Regions from separate parts of the Mus musculus genome. Here all the other regions are linked to region 1. The links are chromatin loops, found by intact Hi-C in ENCODE. Cell type or tissue: left cerebral cortex. All regions are shown on one strand.

What was found. A loop is a pair of places that touch in the nucleus more often than their neighbours do. Peaks named below come from ENCODE experiments on the same cell type or tissue, not always from the same donor. Only the 100,000 strongest peaks of a DNase experiment are listed, where the experiment ranks them.
Region 2: it touches region 1 in a loop (5-fold over the local background); 12 of 42 quality-filtered maps call a loop at or near these places.
Region 3: it touches region 1 in a loop (4-fold over the local background); 15 of 42 quality-filtered maps call a loop at or near these places.
Region 4: it touches region 1 in a loop (2.2-fold over the local background); 3 of 42 quality-filtered maps call a loop at or near these places.
Region 5: a loop joins it to region 1, with 7 times the contacts of the local background. A loop is called at or near these places in 5 of 42 quality-filtered maps.
Region 6: a loop joins it to region 1, with 6 times the contacts of the local background. A loop is called at or near these places in 2 of 42 quality-filtered maps.
Region 7: it touches region 1 in a loop (7-fold over the local background); 4 of 42 quality-filtered maps call a loop at or near these places.

What each region holds. Positions count from the first base shown.
Region 1 is chr9:30,138,104-30,142,103 of GRCm38, reverse strand. No RefSeq gene overlaps it. Among named protein-coding and RNA genes, the nearest start is that of Gm26435, 150 kb to the left of the region's middle. In left cerebral cortex, a CTCF peak has its summit at 3,959 (motif pointing right); DNase peaks (open chromatin) are centred at 692 and 1,785; H3K27ac peaks cover 1,983 bases.
Region 2 is chr9:30,002,142-30,006,141 of GRCm38, reverse strand. No RefSeq gene overlaps it. Among named protein-coding and RNA genes, the nearest start is that of Gm26435, 290 kb to the left of the region's middle. In left cerebral cortex, a CTCF peak has its summit at 2,311; DNase peaks (open chromatin) are centred at 1,374, 2,307, 3,137, 3,765 and 2 more places.
Region 3 is chr9:29,660,076-29,664,075 of GRCm38, reverse strand. It overlaps a transcript of Ntm not described here. Among named protein-coding and RNA genes, the nearest start is that of Gm15521, 29 kb to the right of the region's middle. In left cerebral cortex, a CTCF peak has its summit at 2,425 (motif pointing left); DNase peaks (open chromatin) are centred at 2,121 and 2,421; H3K27ac peaks cover 410 bases.
Region 4 is chr9:30,188,622-30,192,621 of GRCm38, reverse strand. No RefSeq gene overlaps it. Among named protein-coding and RNA genes, the nearest start is that of Gm26435, 100 kb to the left of the region's middle. In left cerebral cortex, no CTCF peak of the experiment used is centred here; DNase peaks (open chromatin) are centred at 521, 1,297 and 2,355; H3K27ac peaks cover 1,376 bases.
Region 5 is chr9:30,073,155-30,077,154 of GRCm38, reverse strand. No RefSeq gene overlaps it. Among named protein-coding and RNA genes, the nearest start is that of Gm26435, 220 kb to the left of the region's middle. In left cerebral cortex, no CTCF peak of the experiment used is centred here; DNase peaks (open chromatin) are centred at 404, 965 and 1,710.
Region 6 is chr9:30,024,489-30,028,488 of GRCm38, reverse strand. No RefSeq gene overlaps it. Among named protein-coding and RNA genes, the nearest start is that of Gm26435, 270 kb to the left of the region's middle. In left cerebral cortex, a CTCF peak has its summit at 1,935; DNase peaks (open chromatin) are centred at 1,350 and 2,940.
Region 7 is chr9:30,210,804-30,214,803 of GRCm38, reverse strand. No RefSeq gene overlaps it. Among named protein-coding and RNA genes, the nearest start is that of Gm26435, 79 kb to the left of the region's middle. In left cerebral cortex, no CTCF peak of the experiment used is centred here; a DNase peak (open chromatin) is centred at 1,877; H3K27ac peaks cover 2,373 bases.

The DNA.
Region 1 (4,000 bases):
GATTTGTCCCTTTCCTGTGCAGAGGCTGTCTGACCCTGGTGAATAATATAATAATATCTCTTTGAAGTGTCTGATTTAACCAAACAGCTTCTGACTGAGTTCCAGCCTCACCATTGTATGGTGTCTATTTTCTCGCAGAGCTTGCAGTCTGTTACATAGGACAAGTCCTCCTGTCTTGGATGACTCTGTGCATTCATTTCAATTGGGAGAACTCACAATGGCTGCTTTAAAATAGTTTCCTTTCCCAAACACTCCCTCTGAGCAGGCCCACCCTCTTCTCTCTTGTTAAAATGATACTAACTTGGCTTTTCAGCCATATAAAGGTTTTATATGATCTATTATGGGATGCTTTAATTATTGTTGTTTATTTATTATGATTGTCTTTGAATTGCCACTGAGAGCCAATGGTGACTTGGCAAAGGCCATGAAAAGGCAACATGACAGTAGTTTTATTGACTAGGCAGTAGGCCTGGATTGTAAAGTGGAAGCCATGAAGCAGATGAAGGCAAAGGAGCATCTTCTAGACTAGGGTGATTTCCTTGGCTCAGTCATTTTTTTCTATACGAGCAAGTGCTCTTGGATGGAAGCTGCTAAGAACTTTCTCAAGTCTTTCATAGCACTGGGTAGGATTGGCTTAAAGAAAACATGCTGTACTTCCTACACAAGAATAGCACCAAGCCCACTCCCTGTGTGCTTTCCAGAAATGATGCTGGCTCTGCTAGGATCCAGCTATACACCCACTCGACCAATCCCCACTGTGATCTTGGCCAAGGACCTAGTGAAATGAGATGCCCTATAAGGCCATTTCTATTCTCCACTTGGCCCCACATTCTAAGCGGCATTGCCTCATAGGACATAGGACTGTAGAAGTCAATGCTCTGCAAAGAATCTTGCTTGAAATTTGGTGTACTTGACCATCATGATTCAGACAACAACAATGAGTTTTAAAGACTTCAGTCTTATGCTGACTACACCTAACTCAGCATCTTCTTTGGAGAATGGGGCTTGGGAGGAGACAAGAGTTGCGGCATGGGATTTTCAGATCTAGTTTCTATCTTTGTAGAACTCAGAGTCATGTGGGGAGAAACAGGTGCATAGACAATCAGAAATATCCCCTGACAAGTGTTCAAAATTTGACTGCACCCTCCTCTATGCTTTGATAATGTGACATCATTAACAAATGGTCTATGATAATATTCTGAGGCACAGAAACAAAATGTCTGTGCATCTCTTGCTGGGGGAAATCATGTGTTTGTCATCAGGAATGAAGAACGGACAATCAGCTCTTTGAGGGCGGGATCTCTCCATTTGTTCATCTCTTTTTCTTTTGCACTGCTTGCTCATGTGTCTCTTTAGACAGTGAAGCCTTCCCCTTTTCCCTTCAGTGCTGTAGACTTTGATGAAAATGATAGTGTGGGGGGTGGGGGGAAGAAAATCAGATCTGCCACAAAGGATGAAAACCTCACTGACAGAGAGGACAGTGAGGAGGGAAGACAGAGTAGTAGTCTTGGATGGGCAGATTGCCAGCCCTGGTGGGAAGAGAGCAGCGTCTTGGAAACAGGACTGGGCCCCTGAGCAGAATGCTGTGGTGATGGGGAGAACCAGTCCAGGGTCTGATCTATGGAGGAAGAGAGGAAGCTGGCCTTCTGTGTGCAGAATGGCCAGGAGCCAGGCCAGCACGGGGAATCTTCAAGGGGATAAATACTCAGAGATTTCCAACCCTTTTGGGACAAGTGCCAGGGAAAGAGGCCAAGATTCCAGGGAACACAGCCAGGATGGGGTTATTATAATCCCTAGGAGGATTCATTTGCCAACTACTAAAGCAAACGCAAGCAGCACCCTGAAATGGAGACTAGCTATTTTGGAGCAATTAGCCATTGGTGCCTGCTGCTGCCTTTGGAGAAAATCCAGTAGCCAGAGGGGGAGTGAGGAAGGCAGGAAGTCCTGTTGGCTGTAGAGCGATGCTCTCCTTAGTACCTTTCCTCACCTGAAACATCTGACTATACAGTCTTGGCCTAGGCTTCCAGGTCCTGGGCTGATGCTTCCAGGTGCCCTCAGGATGACAGGGAGCCACAGAGCTATTGAAGAGCCTGGAGCTGACCACAAGCATAACGCCCAGGCCAAGCCAGGCCAGATGACTCTTTTCTTCAGTGTTCAGCCCTGTCTTGGGGACGCTTTAAGACATCTGCCTTTGAGGGACAAGAAATGATCAGCTATTGTAAAATTTTCTTGTATCTATGCATAGCTTTTTTTTTTCTGGTAAGAATTTTCAAATAGTTATCAGAATTTTGAGGGTCTAGCCACTCCCCATTTAAAAAAAATTACTGGATTGTCCCATCCTTAGACAAAGAAAGTCTAAAGAAGTCTTTACTACACCCATTCCTATTAGTGCTGTCAAAGGTAGAGTTCATCTCATTTTTTTTTAAAGATAATACAGTTAGAATCTTGACACTGCCAGGCACCCCCCACAATGGAGAAATGGAGATGTGGCTCATCTACAGCCCCTAAACAAGGCTGGCTAGCATCTCAATATGATCTTGCTCAAAGTAAAGAAGAGATTCACTTCACTGCGCCATTTTCCAGGTGTGTTATGATAGAGCCATCGAGGCAGGTCAGCACCTCCTAGCCCGAATGGGAATCTGAACTTCCCTTTGAGGGTTCTTCATGGCTCTCTGTTAGAACTTCAAGGAGGTACGTGCTCCAGCAAGCTCTATGATGGATGCTGAAAGGGAGTGAGAGAAGAGACAGCAGAATTTCATGGAGAAGTTTAGGTAGCTGATCCCTGTAGGGCTTTACCATGGAAGCAACCTCTTCAGAGATCAAAGAACTAACAGAGTTTCCTTTGCTCTGGCATCAGATACATAGGAGCAAGGAGACTTTCATCTCCAAGGTGGATGCTGGATGCTGGATGCTGGATGCTGGATGCTGGATGCTGGATGCTGGATGCTGGATGCTGGACACTGGATCTTTCTGAGTGCTGTGAGGTTTCTCTGAAAAGATAAAGATAGAGATCTGAGGAAGGGAGAAAGGCTTTGTGTATCGTTGTGGTTTGCCCAGTCACAGGTAGCTGTGTATTTTTTTTTCACTTTCTCATTTGTGCTTCCTGAGTTCTACACTAAGATGTCAGGATTTCTGAAGTACATAGCTGGTGGAAGGCAATACCAGTTTGTTTTAAACCTGTTTTCTTCAAACTCTGACTGAGATGAGTTATCTGCCTGGGGATGCTCACCCCCTCCCATCCCCCACCCCCAGAGGTCCCTTACCCTGCAAGTTAGGTAACAATCAGTCATATCTACATGTTTGTTCGTGGAGTTATTGGAGATTGAACCTAGGAACTCCAGATGATGTGCTCTGTCTCTGAGCTGTGCACAGCTCAGCCCTGTCCATCTGCTCCTTGTTGTGTGTGAACCTTGCTCTCTGCCCCTCCCTCTGCTTCTAGGGGCTGGGTGGGCTCCTTCCTCCAGTGTACTTGACACAGGACCCCTGAGTCTGTCATAGATTGGGCATTACTGGGCTAAGTCAAGTAATTCCTCTTGTGCTGATCTCCTTCTCAATATTCTTTTCCCACAAGACTCTTAGCAATTGTATGGAGACTGTGAATGCTCATAGGCTGTGCAAGAAACAGTCGGGAGGTTGCTGTTCTGTGCTCTCGAAGTGAGATGCTTATCACATTATATGGTTTCGGGGTTATCTGTTTGTTGGGTAGATATGGAGATATGCTTGATCCTCCCCAGGGTCACCTCTGGTACATTCTCTGACAGATTCCTAACCAGAGTAAGACTCTGACCTAAGATCATGTCTAAGACTATTACCTACTGATGCTGGGGCCGCGAGAAGCTGTCAAAGTAGCTTTGTTCACCCACGTTCAGGTGCCAGATGCTGGCAGGTTAGTGGAGGGGGTGGGACAACTCAGCCTAAGCCAGAGAACCCAGGCTCCCTCCCTGCGCTGCCTCCACCAGCCAGCAGGGGGCCTCAACTAATGAGAGGGTTCCTGTTGGCA
Region 2 (4,000 bases), 140 kb after region 1:
GTCTCATCACAGGAGTGGCCTCCTCTGTTGCACGTGGAGGTTAACAGTTGGATTTGTCATCTAGAGACATCACAAAATCTACTTCTCAAACTTTGCTGTTATTCATGGTGCTGGGCTATATTTGCTAAGCTTAGAAATTTGGGATGAGGAGGGAGTATGGGACCAATTAGCATAATTGATTCTGACAATCCAAGCCTTCGGGTCTGTGCACGTGCTCCCTCTGCCTGGGATGATCTTCCCCCATATGGGCTGGCAAGCTTCCTCTGCTTCTCAGTGCTTGACTCATCCCTTTCTCAGCAAGGCTCTCCTGATCCAAACCTCATGTCGTACCATCTCATCTGTCTCCCCGGCTCCCTTTGTATATGTCTCCTCCACACCAACCGCTTTCTAACATGGTAGAGATGTCGTCGAGTTGGCTCGTGTGATGTTGGTGCCTCTCTCCACGTCATAAAACACCTTGGTACAGCAACACATTCCAGGCCCCTGGAATAGTGCTGGGTGCTTAACAGGAGCTTAATAAATATTTAATGGAGAGTGTCCTTTACAGAAAGCCCAGAGGCTCCGGTTCCTGCTCCATCACTCATCTGTTCTTAGACTGAGGCAAAGCTTTATTTCTCTGCATCTTCTCTTCTTCTGTAGCAAAGCAACTTCACAGAGCTGTGAGGAAAATCAAGTGAGTTACATGTATTTTGATGAGCATTTGACATGTGTGCTGTGCTTTGTGTTTGTGAAGACAGTTGTTATTAACAGTGATACTCAACAACCAACACGGTGTGATTAGAATCATCTCATGCACATGGAAGATGGCCGTATGCTTACTGCTTTGCATGTGTTAACTATACAATAAATGTTAGTGAGTACTTTATTTCTTTTAATACAAAAACACCCACATAGTGTAATAGATGCTATTTGCTCTGGTTAAGCCTAGCAAAGTTGCTTACCTCTCTCAAATGCAGCCTGCTAGTAAGGCTTAAATTCACAGAACCATTCCAAGACCCACAGGACAATGTGCCCAAATGGAACTACCAACTTCAGTCCTATTCCAAAGGTGCAGGTGGTGTAGACTTATGGGCCAAACTTTTCTTGCCTCGTTTTTAGTTTCAGTGTCTATAAGAGAAAGCTTCGAGGCTCTTTGGAGTCCACTTCCCACTCAAAGTTCAAATTAAATCCCAGCCTAGTCTCTTTTTTTAAAGGATGAGTAACATGCAATTTATCATATGGGTTCTGTTGATTGAAATTGTTTAAATTGGCTCCAAACTGACACTGTAAATACAGAGCATAGACCTTGTGCACCAACCTGCTTTGGGAACTGAGGCTGTGGCTTCCCCCTGAGGGCTTTTAGTGTATTTGCTGGCCTATAAAACCTAGCTCCTGCCTCTGCTTTCTGCAGTGACTGCTGTAGTCAGAGGCATGCTGAGTCTTCTCACACAGCTTGGGCTGACTGATGGGTTGAGAGAGAACAGATCAGCATAGCCCTGGTGGACAGTGGGAGGAAAGGGAGGCCATGATTTATACCTTCTTGGCATTTAAAGGTCTCTATAGAGCACAGGACTGAGAGCAGAAATAGGAGGCAGACAAGAGGTAAGTATAACGTTCAGTTTTGACTGGAAACACTAAGTCCAGGGATGTTCTCTAACAGTGACCACTACAAGGTTTGCATTTGGGTTTGTTTCATGGTCTCAGATCACCTCTGGACCCCAACAAGGCAAGGTTAGAACACCCTAAGGGCACTGCACTAGCTGAGATGGTGCTCAGGGTCTGCATCCACCAACCTAAAGCAGATACCAGGAGCATATTGCAGAAAGAATTGAAGAGCAGCCTGTTCTAGGGATGCAGGCCAACCATTAAAATAGGTACTGGCCCCGCATCAGACTTAGCAATGCACGCTCTGGTGGTTTCCATCAAACTCAGCAGGGCAGGCCCTGGTCCCCATCAGACTCAGCAAGGCAAGTTCTGGTCCTCATCAGACTGACTCGGAGAAGCAAGAGCAGCTGAATGGGTTAACTGGACAAGTCACCCTAGGAATGCCAGAAAACAGACAATACAGAGCATAGCTTCTGGACATACTGGAAAAGAAACATGTGACTGGTTGGGATTATAGAAGGGACGAGAGAACAGTAAAGCAAACAGTACATAAGGGAGGAGAGAAACTAGAGAACGGAGGGCAGGAGGGCCTGAGAAGAAAGGGGACAAGAAGGAACATAAAGGGAAGAAGTGTCTCCATTAACTGGCGGAGATGGGTAACTTTGTGAAGAAGGCTCCTCACAATGGGTAGGCAGAAACCTCCACTCTTTGCATTGCTCATTGCTGCCCCCATGCGTCAGGAGCTGGCTGAGAACTCTGACACCAGTGCCCAGGCAAGGGCCAGCAGCATGTCTGCAGGAGTCCAACTTCCTGCTGCTGCTGCTGCTGCTGCTGCTGCTACTGCTGACAGTCTGCATCCCCCTTCCTTCCTTCCTTCCTTCCTTCCTTCCTTCCTTCCTTCCTTCCTTCCTTCCTTCCCTCCCTCCCTCCCTCCCTCCCTCCCTCCCTCCCTCCTTCCTTCCTTCCTTCCTTCCTTCCTTCCTTCCTTCCTTCCGTCCCTCTCTCCCTCCCTCCCTCCCTCCCTCCCTCCTTCCCTTAACTTTTTTCTTAAACATCTGACTTCAGCACCATTATTCTGGGATATACAGCCCACTGTTCTCTGGAGGTGATCTACATGAGCAAGAGATTAATACTAAGATACATGATGAGTCTAGCTGACCTTTCGTAGGAGTTAATCTAGATCTATATGACCTGTCCCACTTGATAACTTTCCTGCTTTCTTGGAGAAACAGCAGGTACAACTAGGGGTCAGGGTTGGAAGTGACCAGTATATATTTGTAGATACTCCAGTAGAAGGATATCTAAGGAGATGAGCAAGTTTTATTATCCAAGGAAGCACTGTGTGGAACTGGAAGAAACGCCCAGAAGCACGAGAGACCACGGGGAACCCCAAAAAGGAAACATGGGAATTCAAGTCAAGTGGTGGAGCAGTGCACACCCTCGCCGTCTCCTTGTTGGCTTCCCCTGGGGATGGGCTCATAGGTCCCCCTTCCTACACCAGCTTCCTAGATACACGGGGTGGAATCTCAGAACTTCAAATAGCTTTTTCTTTGTTTGTAAGAGATCACTTAGCTATTCTGACAAATTTCTTGGTGTAGGACAATGCATCTGTGAAGAGCAGAACATATGGATTTTCTGTCCTTCTTGCTAAAAAATATTCCTCCAAAGCAGCATATGATAAAAGGAACAAAATATTATAGTGCAGTATACCCTGGCACTGAGAGGACACAGCCATTCCTTGGTTGTCCCTTTGCTCTTCCTTGTTTGTTTTGAGAAAGGAATAAGAAGGATAGATTAGAGAGGCCTCAAGGATCATGATGATGACAAAGAGAATTATGAAATGGGAGAAGCAGCAGGAGGGGAAGAGCTGAGGTGCTGGGGTAGGTGAGTGTTCTAACTGCTATCTTTATTGGATTTAAATGTTGAAATTAGACTTCCCGTCAATATTTTTATAATTGGAGTTTTGTTTTGTTTTGTTTTAATAGTGAGTAGAGACACTGAACAAAGCAAGGAATAATATATTTGGTCTTACTCATTAGATTAGGATCATTTTCTGTTTGGGGCCAAAAAGATTCTGCTTTGTGAGAGGAGAGGATGTCAGAGTGGGAGGTTTTACGTATTCTCCAAGCAAAGTAGAACGAGAATCCCAGAATTAGAAAATATAGAATAATCAGATTCAGTTTAACGCCTTCCCTTGCATGCGGGGGATTACCCATAAGCCACTTAAGCTGAAGTCTCAAGGGCCACAGTTGGTCCCATTTCTATTAAAATCTTGCCTAACTGGAAAACAGAGTATTTTCCCTTTTTCTTTTTCTTTTCTTTTTTTTTTTTTCTAGAGAAAAAAGGGAAGGCTGATGGTCCTAGTGTAGCTCTAAATGACACCAGTTCTTTTAATCACTCAATGATGCAGTGTGTT
Region 3 (4,000 bases), 480 kb after region 1:
CGGACTGGAAGCCATTTCCTCTTTGCTTTAACTCCTTTATCTCACAGACACTGGGGCGCCTGCTCATGTCCCTCTGTCCATCCCCAACCCGGCCCTCATCTCTCCAGCCCTCCCGCTCAGCATCTTACCTCTGCCATCTTGCCTTCTCCAGCCTCGACACTGCAGTGCTAAGGCTTATCTATGGCAGCTCCGTTCCCAAGATCTGCTGGATGGCTTTTGGCCTCTTGCCTTTGAGCAACTTCCCTCTCAGCAACTTTCCACTGTGGCAGGACTGTTGCCTCCCCCCCTCCCCCTTGGGCATGCAGATGTATGTGTAATCAGCCCGCAAGGCTGCTTCCACCCCTCAGCTCCCTTGGGCACTATCTGGCTTCTCCTTCCCAGCCCCATGGCTGCACAATTTATTTATGGAGGGCCAGGGACACCTGTCTCTTTTCATCTAAATTACCTGCAAACTCAGGGGAATCGTCTTTAGCTCCTGCTGGCCTTGGCCTCGTTCACTACGGGCTGAAGAGAGTGCGATTGGATGTATGCTGACTCCGGGCTGAGTCCTGACTTTCCTCCAGAGGAGACCATCTTTGACTTGGCAGAGTGAGCCCATGGCTCAGAGCCCTGCAAGACCAGCCAAGAGTCAGCGGTATCTGAAGCTGAGGCCTTGAGAAGATCTGCAGGTCACCAGAGATTGACAGAATTGCCAGGCACCAAGGGTTGATCGAAGAAATTGTGTCAAAAGTGGCAGAGGAATGTGTCTCCTGAGGGCTTTGTGGGTGGATGAAATGTCCTTGGTGGGGGCTGGAGCCCCTTTGAAAGTCACATAAAGGTTGAAGGTTTGGTTCCCTAGGATAGCAGCAGATAGTCTGCTCAGGAATAAAGAGATCCATCTTCTTGACCCAACTCCAGGGTACTGAGCTAGCCTTGTCATCTGCATCATAGCAGTGGATAGCCCAGCACACTGGTGATTCTTTACTGTGCTATGCTCAGCTGTTGACCCTCTCTTTCCTCCTAAATGTATCGTGTGGATCTGAAGCAGACTGGGGCAAGGGAGGGCAGGTCTGAGTGTAGCTGCCACAGGGGTGTGAGTTCCTCTTCCCCATGAACACCTCAGAAGTATGGGAGGAAGACAGAAGGAACTGCAATGTGGGGGCCTTGCAGCAGAGCACAGACACTCGCATGCCTTCAGGATGCAGGCAGCCAAGCTGCTCCTCTAAAGGCAGCTACAGTTGCAGCATACCCAAGCTTACACAGCAAACACACTCCAAGCCACAGATGAGCCCAGTTCCACATGACTTGGAAAGCAGGGTGATACCCCAGCAGACGCGTGGCTGCCCAGGCAGCTGGTACTCCCTACAGTCCCCCTGATAGTCCCCATCATGTCACTGACTCTTGTCAAGGTCTGACTCAAGCTGCCTGATATCATTGTCTCTGACTACAATGACTTGATCAGCAAGGATAGGGCAGGGAATTGCGTCTCAAGGGCCATCAGGTGACAGAGAAGGCTGTATGAGAGTGCCTTGATCAGGTGAGTTTTGTAGAACTCTTGGTACATGCAGGGGGCCTAGTGGAAATTTCTAGAATGGAAACACTAAAGACTTTGCAGTGCTGGGCCACTTGGAGAACCTGTGGAACTAGGGCTACCCAGGGCTCCTGGGTGGGTGGGTGGGTGGGGCATATTCTTGGTCTGGTATTCAGCTATAAGATGGTGGTAGCCTCCTCCTCTCATCATAGCCTCCCTGAAAGGAGGCCCATCTGCCCAGCACCCCCTTGCATTTCTGTACACCTCAGGGAAATATTTTCTGAGAAGTGCTAATTATCCCCCCCCCCCCACCATGTCTGTCTTCACGCCTGTGAAGGTGAGTGACTTTCTTCCTGTCTCCTTATAGTAATCCTGGTCACCCACCTATCTGTGCAAATGGACAAAGCCTCTGATTATGAATGGCTCTGAATGCTGCTGCAATTGTGTTTGTTTCCTATAGGGAAATATAGCAATTGCTATTTGTTCTTGCTAGGTGGAACCCATGTGAGCATCCAGGAGCTCTTATAGTCACTGTTGGATCCCTGCCATCTCAGTTCTTCCTTGGAGGCAGGAGAGCAGAGCTGTTACATGAACACAGCTTTTTAAAAGTAAAACGCCAGAACGGGGACTTGACATCCCCAGTTATGGAAAAGGAGGTTCCTTTGAGGGCCCTTCCTTGTGCCCAGTCTGTTGGTGACAGACACTGATGGGTTGAAAAAGCATAGAGAAAAGGGGAGGGGAAAATAGCATCTTGGGAAGATAATTGACTTTGGAAAAATGCTATGTCTGAGATGGAAGAAGGAAAACAAGTGAAAATATGTTATTTTACAACCTTGGTCCTCCTGACCTCATTGAAAATAAATATACACACAGCAGGTACAGCTTAGTGGAGGTCTAGCATGGGGTACTGGCGCCCTCTTGTGGCCATAGGAAATAATGCTCTCTTTTTCCTCTTTCTTTCCCTCCTTCCCTCCCTCTTACTGTCCCTCCCTTCCTCCCTCCCTCCTTCCCTTTCTCACTCCTCTATCTCTTCCTCCATGAGTATTTGGTCTCTCTCTCTCTCTCTCTCTCTCTCTCTCTCTCTCTCTCTCTCTCTCTCTCTCTCTCTCTCTCTCTCTCTCTCTCTCTCTCTGTGTGTGTGTGTATACATGCCCATAGTTACCAATAAAGAAGGTACATTGCAGAGAGGCGTGTTTGGGCATCCCCTGAATTCAAACTAAAATGTTTTGAGAAATAACTGCAGTTTCTTGTTTTCTCAAGGCATTTTCATACCAGAAGAGGAGATGGTGGCACTGAAGATAGGAAACCCATTCTTAAAGATTAGTTTGCTGTGTGTGTGTGTGTGTGTGTGTGTGTGTGTGTGTGTGTGTGTGTGTACAGCCGTCGTGGTCTCAGCTTCACCATTTGTAAAATGATGAACTTGAACAGGGGAACAGGGTTACACCTCAGTTTCTTTTGGCCCATGACAGCCCCTGAGGAAAAGCCAGGCTCTAGGAAGCTGCCAAGCCATGACAATGACCTAGGAATGGAACTCCTTGCATTAGAATTGCAACAGCCTTTTGTTTCCATTCAATGGTGCAAAATAAGGTCCACGTTGAACCCACTTGGCAAGCCTAAGTTCCCTGCCTGCTTACCTGAAAAGCTCCATCTCTGAAACTCTCAGAAGGAGACACAAATCTTCCCTTTGAGAGGATGCTACCAGGGACCCCCACCCACCTCACTGAAGGATGGGTAGTCACAGAGCTTAGAGAGTGGGCATCACCCTGAGCTCTGGATTAGTTTTCAAAACACGGGCTAACTGTTCGTGGGATTTGATCTTTTATCTTCCCCTTTATTTGAAACTCAACCCAATACACTCACCAGTGAAATGAAAGCTCTCTGGTAAGCCAGGCACCCCACAAGGTGCCTCTTTCCTTCTCCATCTCTCCATATGTGGAGTCTTTTGTCTTTTTGGATGTTTAGCCTGTGTGCAGACCTCCGCCTTCACTGGTACTCCCACCTCTTGGGCCTCCACCTCCAGATCCATCTTTGTGTTTATTGTAGTGTGAGACCAAAGGATCTTTGCTGTGGAAACCCCTGGGATACAGCTGTTCAGCAAGACAGTGATTTCCCGCGGCTACACTGTTTTATTAAGTGTGTTAAACAGCCAAGCAGCTCATCTGTCAGCCACTGTTTGTCAACTGGTTATCTTGGCTGTCTCCCAATAGATAAGGGGTTGTTTCCCCAACACATTTAAAAATTCTTATTACTGCCTGTGATGTGACTTCACTAATGTTATTATTATAATTCATTTGTATCTTACACAGGCTACAATACAGACCAACCCTTTGCCAAGTACATCATCATAACTGTTTGAAATGGTGGCCATGTTAATAAGCAATTATTGTCCAGCTGTGGTGGCACATGCCTTTAGCCCCAGCACTTTGGAGGCATAGACAGATAGATTTCTGTGAGTTCAAAGCCAGCTTGCTCTAGATAGTGAGTTCCAGG
Region 4 (4,000 bases), 51 kb before region 1:
GCCATTGTCTTGGGTGAAATATCCAGAAGCTACCCTGGGAATCATCCTGAAAGATTAGGAGTATCCAATTCATCCCCATAACGGTTACTGTGAGATTTTAGGCAAGTGGATGACATGACTTTCAATTTCATTTTGAGCATTAGCATAAAATTCCGCTAGGAAAATAAAAGCCCGTCCCTTCAACATTGTCTTATAACAGTCAGTGTCATGGCAAAGAAGGACCCTGTGCCAGTTTGGATATGAATGTTAAAAGGCATGGCCATCAGGGAGGAGTTATTGCATGTTGAGAGGTTGAGCATGCAGAGGTACTTAGGTCATTAAAGGTATGCTCTTGAAAGGGATTGTGAGACCCTACATCCTCTCTCCTCCTCCTTTTGCTTCTCTTCTTCCTTTCCCTTCCCCTTCTTCCTCCCTTGTTTTCTAGCTATAAAATGAACTTTTCTGCTATGTCTCTGTGCCTCACACTATGGCTGTGGGATTCTTTTCACAGACTCAATGTGGGCAGATGACTGTGGGCTGGAATCTCCAAATCTGGTTAGTCCAAATCAATCATCTCTCTTTCTAACTTGACTCTCACTGGCATTTAACATAGTGCTAGAAAGCTGAATGACACAGCTCCTGGACCTCAGGATGCTGAGCCTTCCCTACAGCCTTCTTTAAGTTTCTGAGTCCTATTTCTTGCTTGGACAACTCATTATTTTTCTTTATGACACACCCTTTTATACTCATTCAACATGCCCCTGAGACAAGGCCCTATGTCTTCATTCACAGTTTCAAAATTGTATAAGCACTCAGTAACTCAAGGCTTTATTAAAATTCAGTTATATTAATGACAAATACTTTGCAGTCAATAATTATTGAGTGCTTACTTCATGCTGGGAATTATCTTGAGTCCATTGAGTACAATATCTTCTTATTCAATGTTTACAATAGCCCCATGAGGTAAGTCTTATGACTATTCCCATTTTAAAGGTAATGAAGGGAGGCAGAGAAAGAGTAAATAACATTTTCAAGATTGTTCTGCTAATTAGTAATGGAGTCAGGATAGAAGGGGAGCAGCTTGCCAATCTCATCCTTGTTCTTGACTGCTCTGACATACAGTACCCCACTAATGCATAAAGGTAACACACAGCTAAGGAATCTCATGGTCTCATGGAGTCCTTTCTATGTACAGTCAGTGCCACATGGGGACTAATTTCTCCCTTTTTGCTCCTGAACTTGTCCCTTGCTCTAAATATCAGCTTAGCATCCACTCCCTGCTATTTTCTGATCTGGAGCCCTGCCTGGGCATCTGTTCTGTCTGGGAGACTGTCAATAGGAGTTACATCTTTTACTGTGTTGAGCCTACCTCCAGAAAGAAGCAGGTCCCAGCTCTGCATTTCCTTCAGCTGAGCAAGCCCAAAATACATACAAGAATTGCCCACTTCTACCATAGTGTTGGTGGCCATGGTGGCTTGGTGGCCATGGTGGCTTGGTGGCTGGTGATCTTTTGATTCCTCTAGTAGAACTCAAATCTCTCTTCGTTTTGGTCCCCTTCAGTATATGTTTGGTTTAATCATGGTACCTGCTCCAGTGTCCTCTGACTGGCTGTAGGCTCCCTGAGAAGAGTGACGCCTAAGCACACATTAGACTTGTTCATGGTGGGCTGATAATTGAGAACATGAGAATCTTTAATGTAATTCAATCTGTAGTTCTAAAATTCAGTCTCCTGCCCTCACGTGCCCACCTCAAAACCATATCCATTAAAGAAGAAACAGGTCACACAATTTGGTAATAACTTAATATACTTTCCTAGACTCTTCGCGTAATTAACTTGGTGATTTAACAACACTGGATTTTATTGTCATTTTATAGTGCTTTGCTAATACTTCATTTTTATTCTCATCTTATTTCCCCACCTCCTAATCTGAAATAATTTTTATTATCTTCCATAGAGTCCTCTTTAAAAAGAAAACCCTTCCTAATCAATATTAATTTCATTCCAAGATCATATTTTGAGATGGAGCTGTACACTTGGTTCAAGTCTGGAGATGAAGAAGTAGTTTGTAGAATCTATGTTTTCAAAGACATTTTCTTATTAAGATAATTATCTTCTAGGCTGGCAGGGTCTTTTTAGTCACATTGTTGCAAACCCCACTGAGGGCTGCTTCAAGGTGACTCGGTCATTCTCGGAGAGAAAGAGACTGTCACAGCTTGGGGGAGGCCAGCAGAGGCTGGAAGGAAAAGAGGTACAAGGGCAGATGGGGTTCACCCCACTACCCTGGATTCCTGTACAGTTGGCATGTTTGGGTTTGGCACTAGGAGACAGAGCCCATTGCTCCAAACTCTCGGAAGCATTTGACATGCCGTAGAGCGAAGGTTCTAGGAACAAAGCCATCAGTGGGATGGAGCCAACAGGAGAAAAAGCTAGAGTGAGCAGGTGGCTAGCTACCAAAAAGGAAGTGTGCAGAAGACATGCAGTGATTGGCAACCCATCTCAATTTGGGTGAGTTCTGCTCTACATTCCAGAGTTTCTTTCATGAACTCTGGTCAGAAGTTCAGTAGAATTATTTGTATTAAGATGAAAAATATGAAGACTATTAATCTGTTCATTATTTGAAAAGCCAGTAAGTTATGATATAATTGCAGAATAGGGGCAAAATAAACAATGATTTTGATACACTCTGGAATCATTATTTCGGGGAATTCAGAAAGTTTCTTAGCTTTTCTTTTCCTTTTGCCTCTCTTATCCCTCCTTCCCTTTCCCTCTTCCCTTTCTTAAGAAAATGTTAACAGTTGAATAGGTTCATATGGGGGAATGCAGCAATTGGAGACACCTCTTTGAAAGGAAAAATAAACTGGTTTCTAGCTTATTTCGATATAAGGCACCAACCTGTCCCTCAGTTGGAGGCAGAAGGAACATTCAGATGACAGCAATGGCTCTTTGTATATTGCCTCCATGTGTATACATTAATCTTTATTCTTCCTATTCTCTGTTCTGTGAAATCAGTTTTAGCATCCCACCCCTATATTTGTCTGCAACAAACAAATAGAAACTGAATTTTTTTGAAAGCACCAACTCCTTGCTTGGATTCCCAGTATAACTAAAACCAGGGTAAAAACCTGGTACGTCTTCTTTCATTTCGTAGCTGCCTCCTTCATCTTAAAACTTTTGGCCAGAAGCTGGAGAGATGGCTCAGGTAAGATCACTCGCTGCTCTTCCAGAAGACCTGGCTTGGTTCTCAGCACCAGAACTAAAGCTCACACCATCTGTAGCTACAGTTCCATGGGAGCTGATGCCCTCTTCTGGCCTTTTAGTGTACTAGGAGCACACGGACAGACCCCCCCAAGACAAAACTCATTCACATAAAATAAAACAAATCTTAACAATTTCCAAGCCCACTTCTTTTCCCATCATATCCCCTGCTTCATGCAATGAGCCCTTGAATGCCATTTCCACTGTCACTGCCCTCAGTCTGATTTCCAAGTAGAATCTGAGTGGTCTCTAAGGAACAAAGAGCTGGTTATGTACAGTGATGGAAGAAGTTTCACAATGCTCAAGAGACAAAGACCTGGCTATCTCACCGGGTCACAAGTCCCTCCACATGCCTCTCAAGTGTCCTTTTTATCCTTTGCTTCCCCCATCTCTCCATCTTGCATGCCATGATCTTCTTTCTTCCTAACCCTCAACTGCTGATTCTTTAGAAAGTTCTTCCCTCCACGCTGGGCCAGACCATTCTCTATACATTTCACAAACGTTTTCTTACTGTTCCAGATGTTCAAGCTTTATGAGGCTTTTTAAAAAACTGCCTTATGAATCTATTCCAATATGTTTTTTAAAATGTATTATTTAATAATGGAATCTGATTGTCTAGGGGCCATAGAAATAGGATGTTTACATGTTACTTTTCATGGAAGGGTGTGACTTTGGGACCTATTCAATTTAACGGTAACTTTAGGGATTATGTAGAATTCAATTGTAAAGTTTGAAAATTGAGGAGAGTTCAAGATAACCTCAAAG
Region 5 (4,000 bases), 65 kb after region 1:
TTGAAGGATAAATATAACAAGAGCAACGCACTGACATCCCTTGCATTTAACAATCCCTTGTGACTTAATCGGTTGCACTGAAGATGGCCAGTGCAGGATATTTTTCTAACATAACAGGAGTTTGCTTCGTGGACTGGAGACTTTAATCTTCCAAGCATTTACCTCCAGTGATGATCATCTGGGGAAGGAGAAGTTGCCAGGGCAATGGTGCCCTAGCCCCTCGCTTCTAGAATGAGTCCCCTGTGGAGAACCATTTCCACTTAGGAAGAAATGTGATCACCTCATGCTTACTGTGGTGTTTGGGGTGATTTGAATTGCAATGTGGTGTATCCAATCCACAGGGTAAAGAAAACGGAGCCAGTATCATTAAAGCTTGAAGAGTTGAAATAAATGGTGTGGGCTGGGCTTCCATGGTGACAGGAGATCTGTCTGCTTGTAGCAGAATACAAGAAGCCCTGTGAAAAAAACTGGCTGGGTGGGACAGTTCTTTGTGTGGACAGGAGGAGCATGTGGAGATCCCGTGATATTTTCCCCCTGCCCATCACTGCCTTTTCTCTTGCAGATGTGTTAGAAGACCACTCCCCACCAGGAGACAATGGAGAGAGGGGGCTGTATCTTAGGAACGGTAGAAATAGTTTCAAAATCTTCTAAATTCTTTCTCAACTCTCCCCCTAAGATAAGGAGCTGATTTGCCCAGGGCTATTGTCAGGGGGTTATGTCCACACAGCATTAGCAGCTCCTGATATATAGGCACATTTGAGGATGCTTGGCAGCACCACCCTTAATAACACTCTCCTTTACAAAGTGCTTACTGTTAAATATTTATGATTCCTTGCAAGATGGGTTCCCATGCCTGCCAGGGCATCTATAAACGGGTGCATTGCCCAAGACTTCGGCGCAGAAGGTAGGTGGGTCTTTGTACCCAGCTTCTTGGTGAGGCTGCTGAAATGGCACATCGCTGAACTGATGAAGTCATCCCCTCTATGGAGGGATGCCACAGGGATATTGGCTACAGAAACATAGTGGGGAGAAGTGGGGGTGGAGGGATATATGCTTTGTTCCCAAGTAAGAGCCAAGGCAGGCTCCCACCATCGTAATCCTTTAAATATTAATGAGATCCAAAAATACGGTCATAAAAATGAACAAAACTAAAATAAAAGGAAGAGCAATAGATGGGGTGTGTGTTTGTAGGGAAGATAATAAAAATTAGACATTCATCTCCTTTTAAGAAACATTCAGCCTAGGTGGCATGGGTCATTAGCAGGCAGAGCAGATCTACCGGGACTGGTCAAATCCACAGAGAAGTGTTAGTGCCCCTCAGCTGGAAGGCACTTACACAGTTCTGTGAGGTCTTCTTACCTGAAATACCCAAGGTCTGGGATGGGCTCTGGGATTCTGCACTTCTTATAGGTTCCTGTAATCATGACTACCATAGCTACTGGCCCACCTGGACAGTCAAGGGCTGTGTAGGTCAGTAGAACATTCTGTGACAGCGAGTGCTTTCCATACCTGTGACATCCCATCCTCTAAGCCATGGGATGTGGCTGGCATGACTGAGGAATCAATGTTTTAATTTTATTCTACTTAATGAATTTACATGTGAATAACTCTACATGACTAGCTGCCTATTGGGACGCCTCTGCCAGTTGGCTTCCCAACCACTTCTTATCAGGGAAAGAGGATACCTGGAAAGGGTTCTAAGCCTGAGACCTGGCATGAGGCCAGCTTGCTCATCTGGCAGCACCTCACACTTGTCACACTCTCCTCGTAGCTTTGTGTGCCAATCCCAAACTGGGCTGCTAACCTGCTTTGGATCTGTCTTCCTCCTATCCGCTGAAGTCTATGAAATGTTACCTCTTGGGCCTTTGGGGGACCAATACCAGTGTTAGCTTCCCCTAGGCATTGCCACAGGTCATGTGTTCTTAGTGCACAACAGTATCTCTGGCCCCTGTCTTCAGACCCTACCCCACACATTAGATCCGCCAGAACAAAAGACATGATTTCTCCTTAAAGATTGTTTCTGATGCCCCCAACCCAGGCTTCTGGAAGCACAGAGAAGGAACTCAGGCTCCAAGTTCATACAAACAAAACCTCAACACTGCCTTATTTCTTTCTTCTTGCATGTGCGGTCCCAGACACTTGTGAAGCTTCAGTGTCTTATCTCAGCAAACAGAGTTGAACCTGTATCCATCTGTCAACAATGTGAAGATTTTGGGGCAGTACTTATAAAATGGGTTCGATAAAGGTATCTGCTGATGTTGAAGAAGACAGCTATGAATGGTTTGAAGGTCCAGCCTTCCAAAGCATGCTAACATTTGATTGTCACTGTGGCAACTTTCCAAGTTGGGAACGTTGAAAGGTGACTGATCTACGAGGTCTATGCCTTCCTGAATGGACTAATGCCACTGCCACAGGATCAAAGAATGAATTTGGTTCACTTCTCATCTCTCCGTTTTCATTCACCTTCTACCATTTGATGCTGCATCAAGAAAGTTTCTGACCAGTGCTAACTCCTTGGTGTGGACTCTCAGACCCTTGAACTGTCAGAAAGAAAATTATACATTCCTCAGTCTTGGGTGCTCTTATATAGCAGCATAATATGGACTGAGACAAGGATGGGCACGGTATATTTCTATGTTTCATTGCTTCTGCTGGGCTCCTCCAGCCCCACCTCCAACCCAAGAAATCTATGGATGTGATCACTGAGATAGGTCTTTGTTTTATTAGTACAGCATCTGAGGGAAAACACAAGAGTAAAAGGAGAATTTTGGCAATATTCACAAACTTGCTAATCATCACACAAATGAAAAGAAAGCCACCATGGAAACCATGAAGGAGTCTGCTGGAGCAATTTAATTCTGTACTGGCAGCATTGAAAATTTGAGCAATAATTCCAGAAAGCATTCTGGCAAGAGACGCTCATTCGATGGACAAATGTTGAGTGTCTACCAAGTTTCAGACACTGTGTCAGGCTCTGGGGATTCAGGAAAGCAATAAGAGCAAGTCCTTGTCCACCAAAGCTTGTCATCACAAAAAAATCGAATTCTTCATTCAGTGAAACCCCTCATCCAAACATTAAAAAATATTCTCTTACATGGATGCCATCTATTCTAATGTAGACTGACAATTTACCCAATTTCCAAACAATTAAGAAAGGTCTAAAATTGGAATATGTTGTCAAGAAAGTAAAATTAACATTGACTAAACTATACTATGAGAGAACTATGTAGACATGAACAAAGCTTAGCCATGGGCAGTTACATCTGAACAACTCATGAATCCGAATGTGGTAAACGGTTTAAATAGGGAGTTACATTGTGGAGAGAGGGTTGCATTACAAGGCTCACCAGAGCAGCATATACTTACTCTGTTCCATAAATATGCCACCGCAGGCTTCAGACTTCCTACATCATAAGACTGCGATAGAATGGCAAATTCCTGACATCTTCTAAGCCAAGAAGGCCTTCCAAAGAAATGTAAGTGGGAGAGAGATAAAGGTCTTCTCAGTGGATACATTATGACCCAGGTCTGATTAAATGGGGACTTAACACAGCCATCACAGCCACCTCCTCCTGCCATAGCAATGGTTCTGTGCCATCAGCTGTGGGGAAGTCCCATTAGCCCAGGTTCTGGAGTGAAACTATCCACTTACTTTTTTGACAGTTTTTATGGATGTGTGTATGGTATGTGTTGTGCATTGTGCATTGTGCATTGTGTAGTGTGTGTGTGTGTGTGTGTGTGTGTGTGTGTGTGTGTGTGTGTACATAAACCCTGTCTGTGTTTGACCTGTGTGTGAAAAGGGCAGAGATAAATGCTGGTGTCCTCCTTTATTGCTCTCTATTTTATTTTGTGAGACAGGGTTTTTCATTTACCTTGGGACTTGCCAGCAAACTCTGAGGATGTGTCTATGCCTGCCTTCTCAATTCGGGAGATGTACATATGTGTCATCATGCCTGGCTTTTACACAGATGCAGGGAGTCTCACCCAGGTCCTCGTGCTT
Region 6 (4,000 bases), 110 kb after region 1:
AGGTGAGAATTCTTTGTTCAGTTCTGAGCCCCATTTTTTAAGGGGGTTATTTGATTTTCTGAGGTCCACCTTCTTGAGTTCTTTATATATGTTGGATATTAGTCCCCTATCTGATTTAGGATAGGTAAAGATCCTTTCCCAGTCTGTTGGTGGTCTTTTTGTCTTATAGACAGTGTCTTTTGCCTTGCAGAAACTTTGCAGTTTCATGAGGTCCCATTTGTCAATTCTCGATCTTACAGCACAAGCCATTGCTGTTCTGTTCAGGAATTTTTCCCCTGTGCCCATATCTTCAAGGCTTTTCCCCACTTTCTCCTCTATAAGTTTCAGTGTCTCTGGTTTTATGTGAAGTTCCTTGATCCACTTAGATTTGACCTTAGTACAAGGAGATAAGTATGGATCGATTCGCATTCTTCTACATGATAACAACCATTCATCTTCTTAGACAGCGGTTCTGTACGTGGCTGCAGCTTGGGGTGGATCGTGGACTAAGAAAGTATTCTTTCTTCTCCAAGCCTCTTCACTTGCTTTCCTGGAGACTGCACATGCCAGTACTCCCTGTCGCTGAAGATGTGCCCTCACAGTTTAACTTAAACCTCACTTCCCTACTTCATGTGCCAATTGTCTGTCTGTCCAATGTTATAGGAAACAGTGTGTGTGTGTGTGTGTGTGTGTGTGTGTGTGTGTGTGTGTGTGTGTGAATCACTGTTTCCCTGGCACTCTTAATTCCAGTTGGTGCCTCACAGGGACTCAAGATATTCTTCTGTGAATGAAGAAAGGAATGAATGTTGGCATCACAGTAAACTGCTAACAACTACTGTTTGTGTCTCAGTTTCCTTGTCTGGGAAATGGGAATTTTAAAAATTCCCATTTTTAATGTTTCAATGCTGTTGTAGAAACAGGCTAGTCTGTCTTTATAAAATGTGTTCGGATACACACATTCATGTCTATAAAGTAAAAAAAAAAATGAAGCATTATATGAATGCAATAGATCTATACTAATGACATTACATATACTAATGGCATTACATATACTGTCCCTTGCCATAAACAGAACACAGAGGCAATTACTAGCAAATAGAACATATTGGTAAGTGCCTAATTTCCACTGCATAGTACAAACTACTGCTTGTACAAAATTCTTAATTTGTGAAAACTGGCCCTACATCCTGATGAAAAAAGAAGTTATATTTGGAGTCCACTACTCCCTAACCAGTAGCCCAGCCCATTGCTCCATGTGGAAGGAATGTGTTGTATAAGATGTGCATTGGAAATTGTACAAAAGGCACTATATATAGAATCTGAGAGTGGAGTTTCAGGACCTGCGCTTTAAATATCGTTCACAGCATGTCACCAGCACCTCCAGGAGCAGAGCCGGAGGCAGGAATCTCCGGGGAGTGCATTTTCTCCAGTTCTGCTGATTCAGGAGGGACCAGTGAATCAGCAGTAGGTGTCTGAAAGTTTGCTCTGGGTGATAAGAGTGGGACTGCGACTAGGAGAAACAATTGGCTTCTAACTAGGGCAGGCACAAAGATCCAGAAGCCCAGCAGCAAGGAAGCCAGGACATTTCCCTTCAAAGCTACAGACTCCTATGACCCTCGTGCTGCCTGCCGTGAAGTCAGTACTCAAGGCTGTTCCTTGGGTGTTGCTCCTTTGGCAGCGAACTCCACAGCCATCCTTCCAGTGGTGATATGGCTTTGTCTAGGGTTACATGATCCTGCTTAGATATTGTTCCACAGTGCCTCTGTTTCTACCTCCAGGGGTGTGTGTGCATGCTTGCGTACGTGTGTGTGTGTGTGTGTGTGTGTGTTTCTATCTGACATCAGTGTGGAGAACACAAATTCACCTAAAGCAGAGATGTTCAAGCATCCCATCCTGTCCCTTAGAAAGCCACTGTGGCTGGGCAGGGAAGTGACTGAGGGCTCAGTCTTAGAAATGGAAGGTAGGAAATGGTACTGCATCTCTGTCACACTAATGATGTGGCCTTTTGATGGGTGGGTTAGGGCCTCAACAGTGGCCCGCCCGGCTCTGTGCATTGCATTTTGTCTTCTCCTTGATGTTGAAATAGTCAAATCTTTCTCTGTGGCTCAGGTGAGAGCCAGTTGGGACTCTGTAGCTGATGGCCCCAGCGTGTGGTAGATGAGAGAGTGTGGCGCTGAGTGAACATGGTGCTCCCGGAGAGCTGTCTCTTCAAGTTGAAAAAAAAAAAAAGTTTTGCCTTGTTTCATTTTTCCTGTGCTGGGTGTGGACAGGACAAGTGAGACAAATATTCTACCACCAGGACACACCGTCAGCTTCACTGTAGAGGTTTTGAATGCTTCTCTTCAGAAGGAAAGACAGGCCACACAGCCTGTGTTAACTGGAGCATCCTGTTAGTTTCCATACGGCACTGTATTGCCCTGAGCAACAAACTTACCAGGGGAGGAATATTAGCCTACTATACAGACGGAATGAGTCCTTTAAAACCAGTGTTGAAGACTTGGTCCCTAGGGAGATGAAGTTGGGAAACAAGGGCTAAGGAAGGTCCTGAATCTGCTCACCTAATAGACCAGCAATGTTATCCCCAGTGTGTACTCCTTATTAAAGGTGTCCCCTCATTCTTTCTACTTCACCCCATGGGATGACACAGCAAGGTGATCTTGGCTGCCACGGTCAGCATCTTGCTTCTAGACTCTCAGGCTCCAGAACTCTGAACCAAAACATAATCTTTTTCATTAATAAATTATTCCATCTGCGGTTTTTCTCTTATAGCGGTACAAAAATGGACTACGCCACCCGCTTAAGGGAGGAGGTAGAAGAAATGTAGAACTGAAAAGAGGATGGCTAACTTGTGGGATGTGAGGCTGCTGACAACAGGGCTGTGATTCCCGGATAGTCATAAACCAAAGTTCTTCTCTTCCCCTGCTGTGAGACTGCATTCAGCAGAGTGGAGATTAACCAGATACAATCCTAGATCCAGGCCCTCGTGGCTGTTGCCTTCGCATTGCAGGCAGGAAATACGTGGCTCATGAAGCACAGAGTGCACACCAGTGTGTCCCCTGCCACCACCTTGCTGAACAATAATGAGAACCACCTGCTGCAAAACAAAGCAAGGAGAAGAAAAGAAGGCTTCACTGTGGGTTGGAAATAGCTGCAATTACAGCGGCATTCGAGTCCAGCATACAGGCATAACACAGGACCGCTACAGGCTTGGCTCTCTGTAGCTCAGGCTTGGGCAGGGACCATGAGAGAGACTGCAGCCTAACCTGATTAAGTTAAAACAAACAAACAAACAAACAAAGAACCTACCCCAAATTAGTAGCCACTGAACTGGTAGTATGTGTCACATGCAGTGTAGCAGCATAGCTACATCTCCTTAGACTGTTTTTTTTTTTATTTGTACTTAAAATAATCCTGTGAGGTTTGTCTTATTCTCATCCCTCAAATAAATAAACAGACTCAACAACAGCTGAGAAAGGAAACAAAAAAGACAGAAGAATTACTGAGACCCGACTAGAGGCACGACCCAGACAGGTAGAAATCAGAAAGTTCCTGGGTTTCTCCTCCCTATCTGACAACGTCCATCTCTCCAGCCCTTCCCTACAATAAACATCTGTCCACCATAGAGAAGCAGACAGATCATCACAGCTGTCTGCAGCCTTGCTTACCTCCCCAGTAAGATGTTGCAATCTGAGCACTTGACAGGGCAGACAACACACAGGTGCCTACATACTAGGTACCCACAGGGTGGTTGACAGATGAGAAGATGACTGGCTAAAGGCTCAGAGCAGGGTTGTCAACTCAACACTCTGCAATGACAGAGATGTTCTTTAACCATGCTGTTCAGTACTGTGGTCATAAGCAACGTGTACCTTTACCTATCGTTTTGGACAATGAGTGTCTAGAGACCTGGTGTTCTGTTTTCAACGTTGCTACCATCAGCAGTTTCATTAGCTATGAAGAGCTTGGGGGCATTAGGCCCTGCTGAACCCAGCCATACTTCTCAGAACGTGACAAGTTCACC
Region 7 (4,000 bases), 73 kb before region 1:
TTTAGTTTCTACATGTAAACCAGGTCACTCGATATTTGTCTTTTTGTGTCTGGCTTATTTCACTTTGCACAATGTCTCTAGGTCTATTCCTGCTTTGAAAAAGGCAAGCACGTTGCTGTTAATGGTCAAATGACATTCCTCACACTGTTTTCTTTAGCCACTCACCAGTTAGAGGGACTCTTAGGCTGATCAGGCTGGGCCAACGAGAATGGAGCTACAGCAAACATGAAAGTGTATGTGCATCTTTGATATGTCTATTTCTGCGTAGGAGCTCTTCAACCTTTACTGTGCCTCTGTAGCACTTTAAATAAATAGGGAAGGTTCATTTAACAGTGTTGACTAAACCAGGATCCTCAGCATCCCAAATCATAGTGAGTGAGTGAGTGAGGGGTTAATGTAGGATAAAGAAGATGTGTTCAGACAAGCAACCGAGGAGTATCAATATTCCACACTAAGCGTTTGGTAGAGTCAGAACATTGAGGATGTCCTTTGAGGCTGATGGGAAGTGTCTAGGTAAGATGGTAGCCATCTGTGCTGAAATCTGCTAGCTCATGTCACTGTTGGTTTGATGTAACAATGAACTCTTAACTACTTGGGTATTGCTACTGCTTGTTACCTTCATGGGGGAGGAAGGGTCGCTTCTTGACATAGATACTCCTTTAAAGAAAAACTGATAGTTATTCTTTCAACTCCAGTTTGACCCTTACTGTCAGAATTCTATTCAGCCTCACCTGGCAGTCTGGAAATAGAGAAGCAATAAGGTTTATATAAGTGTAGGCCTCTCTACAGCATAGGAGTGTGTCGTGGTGGTTGAAAAATATAATTCCTAAACACAGCAACCTGTACTAGTAATTCTATGCTAAAGTCCATTGCTTGGAGCTTTCCGAATAATACAATGTTGTTGTGGTAGACATGTGCTTGCTTATGTACAGTCTTGGATAAACCCCAGGCTCAAGCTTAAGTATCATTGGAGAAATCAAGAACGAGCCACATCCTTGTAGATATGGGCAATGGGGTGGCTAATGTGGCCGACAGCAGAAACCTCTACAAGAGAAGGAGTGTGGAACCTGGACACCTGCCCAGCAGTGGATTCCTGGAGAGAAGCAGCCATGCACTATCTGCTAAGGCAGAGACTTCATTTTGAATTCATTTTCTCATTAAGCATCCTGGAATCTTCTCACTGGATGTTCACCACTCTGAGCTAATGGTTGATGTACTTCCTTCTCTGCCTTTTGACTGTCTCTCTGTCTTGGCTCCTTCTCCACAGGAGACATGGGGACCAGTTTACTCATGGTCTTTAGCAGATAGAAATCAAGTAAGTGAGAAATCAAGTAAGAAATCAAGTAAAGTCTTTTCTTTCCAGTGCACCATCAAGATCTTCACAGGGTGGCAACAATTAGAGATCCAACAAGAACACAACTTTTTATAAAAGAATATTTGATGGAGTCCTCTTCAGGCTATTCAACCATTCCACTGTTGGGAGCTTCGAGTTCTTCTCCACTAGAGTCACTGCAAACTGTTGCATCAAATGTCTGCATCTATACCTGGCTTACTTTTCTGCTAACTTCTGGGTTAGGGGAGAAAGCCTATGTACATAGCTAAGATTTGTTGCCTCTTACCAGAGCCCTGGGGCTACACACCATCCCATAAACAGTGTTTGAGACTGTCCTTACCCCACTTTGCTTGCCAATTTTATAAGGGGAGCTGTCTGTTTTAAAATGTTAATAGTTCTTAGAGAGATCTTAACTAGCAGCCAAATCCAAAGGCTAAAACTTATATCATCTTCTTTGTGGTCCCCAAAGTGGTTTTTATCACATCCATTGACTCATCTGCCTCCCACGGCACTGCTGTGGCTTGTTTCTATAGCAGCAGCAACAGAACACACAGCGAATGTGCCCACATCCTGATGGTTGCCTGATGCCAAGGGATAGCATTCTACAGCTGATGAATCTAGGGAGCCTTTCACACACCCTGGCCATGCCTTTATAGGCAAGTGTAAGTTATTTGATCTCAAGGTGCAGTGAAATGAGCTTTGTCCATGCCTTGGGCCTGGCTCCTCCATCAGTGTCCTGGCTTTACCTTCACTATCCTGGTTCCATCATCAGTGTTGCCTGGCTGAGTCCTTCCATTCCTGGCCCTTCACACTCCTGTCTGTAAAACAAAGAACTGGAGGAGATGCCTTTCTCGAGAGCTCCAGCTCTAGCTGCAATGATGAAGCTAGCTTGGCTGGGAGAATAGCAGCTAGGTAAAGGTTCTTCTGGGTAAAGTATGCCCTGGAGAAAGGGAAGAAAGAGTCCCTGGAAGAGCATTCATTTTACAGCCCACAACACAGTTCTGCCTTTTTGCACAGAAACCTTTAAGATGCATTCCCACACCAATCCTGGGGTTAACTACATTTCTTACTTGTGTGTATGCATATGTCCACATGGGTGCACATGTTACAGCATGAGTGGAGAGGCTAGGGGACAACTTCTAAATCTCTTTCTTTCACATTTGGGTCCCAGATAGTTAGGCATGGTGGCAAATGTTTTCTGCCCTAGCTCCTGGACTTATCAACTGCTAACCACTAAGAGTGTGCTTCTGGGTGCTTTCAGCCAAGCAAGTATTGGGATGTGGGGACAGTGGGGATATGCCATTTCTTCTTTCAACAGCTTGGGGTCAAAACTTGAAATGGTCTCCCAGCACACGGTCTTGAGTGTTTCTTAAATTCTGGTCTCCCAAAAGCTTATATGGTCCAAGCAGAGTGCTTTGCCCTGTTTGTCATGTCACTGAGGAGACTTCATAAGGTCATGCCAAAGTACTAAAGTTAGGTCCCAAAAGTTCTGGGTTTTTGTTTTTGTTTTTCAATACACTTCACCAATCCAGTCTCCCATTCTTCCTGCTCCATTAAGCACCCTCTTTTTCTGTGAGAAAAGTAACATTGGCTATGAAGGTATTGACATTTACTAGCATGAGCATGCTTAGACTCCACACCATTAACCTAGACTTTAATAAACACCTGAGGGCCTACTGTGTGCACGTGTAATTTTGAGACTTGTCAGTTGATTTTGCTCCACATAGTCTCCTGACTAGATGGAATGTATAGACTATGCGAGGCTGGGAAGACAAAGTATTTCTACAGCCCACCTTCCCATCGGCTCTTAAAGCAACAAACGTGTCTACTGTTTAAATGAACAGACTTTACTTCCTGAGGCCAAGTGGGGAGAGCACTGAGACAGAGGAGCCCATTCTTATCCCTGGAATGAGGCTTTCCCATGGGGGGATCAGGCCTGGGCTTCCTATCCTGGCTGTGTTAACCCATCTTCAGGGGGACAAGATTACGAAGTAGACTGGTGTGTACAGACACTTTGATTTTTTTTCTTCCCTAAGGAAAGATTCTAGGGTGTAAAATGACTCGGCTAAAGACGCATATCTTAAGTTTCTGCATATTTGTGCAATTTAACTTGGCAATTTATACCTATGTGGAAATGTGTTGAAACTGAAGAGTAATATCCAAATAACAAGAAGGCTATCATTGCTGTTAAATTTAGCTTGGTTGTTTGAGGACCTTCTTCTAAGTCTGTATCCAAAGTATATAATCACTGTGAGTGCTCAGACCAGAGCAATCTTTTCGTCTGTAAAATGAGAATAATGATAATAGTAATAATAATAATGATAATAATAATAATGATGATGATGATAAATACCACTTTCTTTATTAGTTTTTATGAAGGCCAAATTAACCAATGTAGGCAAAAGTACTTTGTAACTATAAAAATCAAATAATACTAATAGTGATAGTTTTATGAAGTTTGCCTTGCTCCCTACCTCTTTAGTATCTGGTTATCAAACACGCATCAATATCCTTGGTGTGCACTGTGGAATATTTCACATGTTCTGGAGAAAACAAGAGTAGTCCCACTATGTGAGCCAACAGTGATGCCTTAGAGCAATTCTTGGTGGGGAAAGAGGGATCAGGTGACTTCTTCATCCTAACATCCTTGGCGATGACACCGAGGAA